2 separate regions of the Homo sapiens genome follow, and region 2 is linked to region 1. Evidence: read pairs that join two places in POLR2A ChIA-PET (ENCODE). Cell type or tissue: A673. All regions are shown on one strand. Region 1 has its middle 8.5 kb from the start of DRAM1-AS1. Region 2 holds the start of LINC00485 (long intergenic non-protein coding RNA 485).

The links. Peaks named below come from ENCODE experiments on the same cell type or tissue, not always from the same donor. Only the 100,000 strongest peaks of a DNase experiment are listed, where the experiment ranks them.
Region 2: POLR2A ChIA-PET joins it to region 1 with 7 read pairs; 3 of 35 experiments call an interaction of 5 or more read pairs at or near these places.

What each region holds. Positions count from the first base shown.
Region 1 is chr12:101,971,447-101,973,946 of GRCh38, forward strand. No RefSeq gene overlaps it. Among named protein-coding and RNA genes, the nearest start is that of DRAM1-AS1, 8.5 kb to the left of the region's middle. In A673, no CTCF peak of the experiment used is centred here; no DNase peak of the experiment used is centred here.
Region 2 is chr12:102,823,276-102,825,775 of GRCh38, forward strand. It overlaps LINC00485 (long intergenic non-protein coding RNA 485), which reads right to left and starts at 1,124. Exons shown (of 5, transcript NR_033855.1): 1 at 1,021-1,124. RefSeq lists silencers at 1,216-1,510, 1,699-1,876. In A673, no CTCF peak of the experiment used is centred here; a DNase peak (open chromatin) is centred at 1,366; H3K27me3 peaks cover 2,500 bases.

The DNA of each region.
Region 1 (2,500 bases):
ATCCTGAGCAAAAAGAAGAAAATTGGAGGAATCACATTACCTGACTGTAAATTATAATACAAAGCTATAGTAACCAAAAGAGTGTGGTATTGGCATAAAAACAGACAAATAGACCAATGGAGCTGAATAGAGAACACAGAAAGAAATCCATACATCTACAGTGAACTCATTTGCAATGAAAGTGTCAAGAACATACACTGGGGAAAGTACGGCCTCTTCAAAAAATGGTGCTTGAAAAACTGGATATCCATATGCAGAAGAATGAAACTAGACTCCTATTTCTTACCATGTACAAAAATCAAATCACATGGATTAAAGCCTTAAATCTAAGACCTGAAACTATGAAAATACTAGAAGAAAACATTGGGAAAACACTTTAGGACATTGGTCTGGGCAAAGATTTATTGAGTAAGACCTTAAAAGCACAGTTAACCAAAGCAAGAAAAAAAAAAAAAAAAGGACAAATGGAATCACATCACACTAAAAAGCTTGTGCACATCAAGGGAAACAATCAACAAAGTGAAGAGATAACCCACAGAATGTGAGAAAATAGTTGCACACTATCTGTCTGACTAGGGATTAATAACCAGAATATATGAAGAGCTCAAACAACTCAATAGGAAAAAAAAAACAACCAATAATTCTTTTTTTTTTTCCCAAGACGGAGTTTCGCTCTTTTACCTGGGCTGGAGTGAAGTGGTACCATCTCGGCTCACTGCAACCTCCACCTCCTGAGTTCAACCGATTCTCCTGCGTCAGGCTCCTGAGTAGCTGGGACTATAGGTCCATGCCACCACACCTGGCTAAATTTTGTATTTTTAGTAGAGACAGGGTTTTACCATGTTGGCCAGGTTGGTCTCGAACTCCTGACCTCAGGTGATCCACCCGCCTCAGCCTCCTAAAGTGCTAGGATTATGGGCATGAGCCACTGTACCTGGCCATAATTGATTTTTAAAAAGGCGAAAGATCTGAATAAACATTTCTCAAGACATACGCATGGCCAATAGGTAAATAAAAAATGCTCAACATCACTAGTTATCAGAGAAATCCAAATCAAAACTATAATGTGATATCATCTCTCCATAAATGGCTTTTATCCAAAAGACAAACTATAAAAAATGCTGGTGAAGTTGTGGAGAAAGGCGAACTCTTGTATACTGTTGGTGTAAATGTAAATTAGTACAGCTACTATGGAGAACAGTATAACATTAAAAAAAATAAAAATAGTACTACCATATGACCCAGAAATCCCACTACTCTGTATATATCCAAAAGAAAGAAAATCAGTATATCAAAGAGATATCTGTACTCTCAGCAATATTCACAACAGCCAAGATATGGAATCAACCTAAGTGTACATCAGTGAATGAAAGGATAAAGAAAATGTGATCCTTATACACAATGGAATATTACTCAACCATAAAAAGTAAGATCCTGTCATTTGCAACAACATGGATGGAACTAGAGGACATTACGTTAAGTGAAATAAGCCAGGCACAGAAAAATAAATATTGCATTTCCTCACTCATGTGGGAGCTAAAAAAAAAAGACAACTCACGGAGACAGAGAGTAGAAGGATGGTTACCAGAGGCTGGGAAAGGTAACAGGCAGGGGTGGATAAAATGGGACTTGTTAATAAATACAAAAATACACTTAGATAAAGTGAATAAGAGCTAGTATTCAGTAGCATAATAGGGTGACTATAGTTAACAATAATTTATTGTATATTTAAAAATAACTAAAAAAAGTGGAACTAGAATGTTCCTAACACAAATAAGTGATAAATAGCTGAGGTGATGGATGCCCTAATTACCTGATTTGATCATTACACATTATATGCTGGTATCAAAACATCTCATGTATCCCATAAATATATATAACAATTATGAACTCATGAAAATAAATAAGTTAGCTTAAAAATGCTAGCTTTTTATAGGTCCTCAATATAGTGGAAAAAATGGTAAGCAGTAGGAATAAATATGTAATGCTAGAAAGAACCGAGAAATTTTTAAGGAGTGGGGCTGCTGGTAGCAATATTCCTTGTCTGTATTTGGACAAAAATGTTTGTGTTTTTGCAAGGCTGGGTTTGCTTTATTTAAATATAAACAAAAACAAAACAAAACAATTAAAAAAATAATAAATAAATATAAACAGCAACTATCTACATAAACTTTCACATACCTGTTGGAAAGAGGACAATTTCTCTAGAATTATACATCAGTCAAAAAAATTATTGTGTAATATAATTTACCTGTCTGTTTAAGCCATCCCATTGCAAAGCAGGGACACAGTCCTTGTGAATAAAAAGCAGACTAAAACAATTTTCACTTTCAAGTCAGTTCTTTCATAAAGGAATAAAACAGTGAAATCACAAAATTTCTTCATTCTCTTCCACCATATGGGTTTCTTTGAGGTTTAATAATATTATAAATAAAGCAGCACTGAGATGAAATACAAAACAGTGAACAACAATTTAGAAACATTTTGAAGGAGCAAGTAT
Region 2 (2,500 bases), 850 kb after region 1:
TTTGCTGCAGAGATCATGTTGGTGTATTCTTTTATACTCCCCAAATGGTGTCTTTTTAGAGCATGCAGCACTTGCCTGAAGATATCAGGTGGTTGTTTTTTTCTGTCTTCAACTAAGTAGGTAAAGCCTAACTGAATATTTAGTTTTCAGATTTCCAGACACCCTTTTACAAACACTTCCTGCTTCTGATTCTAGTTCGGATACCCATAACCAACAGCAGTAATTTATATTCTAAATCCTTAAAGACAACAGCATGTCTGCATTCCCATTCTAATGCCCAACCAAGAAGAAAACTTGGTGGCCACCTTCCACCTTCCTCTATCTTCTCCCCACTGCCTAGTCCAGCCTCCCACTCTCTCTACGACGAGCCCTGAGTCCTTTGGGGGTTAACAGAGACCGAACACTTGGAAGCCATTGATCAAATGAATTAAAATATGCTTCCCAGAATTCCTCACTCATCCCCCCACACCCCTCCTCACACATACACAAAGAAAGGTCCAACTCTTTGAACAAAGGTTGCACTTGCAAAAAACTTCTTCAGTCTTGGAGAAACAGACTTTTTCATTGAGCTCTCCCCTGCACTTAAAACAGAAGCCAGTAGAAAAGACCAACCTGAAGCAGAAGGATCTCACACTCCCTCTCCACCTTCCACCAGAAGGAGAGAACCCCCAGGTCCCAACCCATCTGGGCCCTGGAGATTCAACCTTCTTCTCAGCTCTCTCCATGGGACCTGAAGATTGGCAGGTCTGGGAAGAAGGGAGGTGGGGAGTGTGAAGACCTACCAGTGGCTGGGGAAAGGGGAAGCGCGATGGATGAGTGAGTTTCACATCTGGCTAACCTCTTTCCTCGAAGAACCAAGTTAGAAAGAGCGTGGAGAAGGGATAGGGAGGGGAAAGTGGATGAGGACTGCTCTTATTATGCTGGGAAACCTCAGTTTCACTGTACAGTGAGGCCTCTCATACGTCTCTGGTCTCTCTCTCTCATTTGTGAGCAAACAAGAGTTCTCAAAGGAAGTGGTACCTGAACGACGTGGGATACTTTGAAAGCAGGCCTTCACCCTCCATCTCCGGGGGCTCCGCGGCCGCCTCCTCCCCGCTGTCTGAGCGCTGCCTCTCGGGCGCAGTAGCTGAGCTCCCAGAGAGGGACGGACCTAGATCTTCATCGGGCGCCCCTTTCTCATCTCTCGGGCTCTGACTCCTCTTGGGGTGCTTAGTTCAAGGCTGGACAGCCTAGAAGACACCCACCAAGTGTGGGTGGGGAAGAAGCAGAGCAAGGGCAGGCCGACCCGATCTGCAGCCACACTCCTTGTCCTCCGGGTGAAACTGCAGACCGCACAGCGCTGGGAGGACACATGGGCCACAGGGCGGGAGCTGTCCGTGGTTCTGGCCGGCGTCGACCCGTGGGTATTTAAGGGTTGGGGCAGCCCGCCTACCTTCTGCTAAACCGCAGGGAGGAGTCGGGGGCTGCAGAACCTGGATTGGTTTTAATTAACCCACGCGCAGGCAAGGTCTGAGAGCCGCGTTTCTGCGCCCTTTGCAGCGCAAATCACCGCTGGTGAGAATCTGAAGGTTTCTTTTCGGTTTCTCCGTCAGTGCCATTTCTCTTTGAGGACGTAGAAAACTTTATTCGGATACGTCTCATGTTCTCTTTTCACCTATCCCCCAGAATTTGTCCACCACCGCCCCACTTCTCTCCAGTTCTCTCCCCTGCCCCACAAACAAATCTAGGTGGAAAAGCGCAAGGTGAGGGCTGCAGTAGCCAAATGGTCATTCCCAGCTTCACTCCTGATCTCTAGGCAGTCCTGCTGGCCTTGGGGATTCTGAGGCAAACTGGGGATGGGACTGGTTTTAAACCCACCGTCCCCGCCTGTATGTTGACGGGATGCCACTTTAAGTTCATCAAATATAAACTAAATTTTTGGAACGATGAGGGTTGAATCTCTTGAAATGAATGGAGCATGTTTCTGGTTCCAGCTAAGCTGGTTCTAAGCCAGGACTGATGAGTGGAAGGCGTTCCTTTTCAGGTTGGAGAGTTCCTGGGGAGGGAAGAGAAAAGGAGGTCGAGGAATCCAGCGGTGCTTAGGCAAAAAGACTAATATCCTAAATCAACTCCACAGGGTGGAGCAATAGAGGTTCTGCTGCATCGCCCTTGCAGTAATCATTTTAATGTGTCTAGTCTTTCACTGAGCCCAAATAAAATATTTATTTTATTTTCAATTAAAAACTTGTGGAATTAAGCCCGAAAAGTGCAATAATTTGAGTTTTAAAACCTTGTATATTAACGGATTATCTTTCCCCCTCCTCAAACTATACACCTGGTGGCAGATTTTGGCAACTTTTATTTTACAATCCTTTAATGAGTGGGGATGGAGCAGTATTCCTGGAGCAATAGGGTGCTTTCTTTTCACTTCCTCATATTTGAAGGACTGGTTTGTCTTGCCCTATTTTGCAAGAATTTTTGATTCTACCTCCAAATTGGCTTTTTCTGTAGGCTGCAGTGT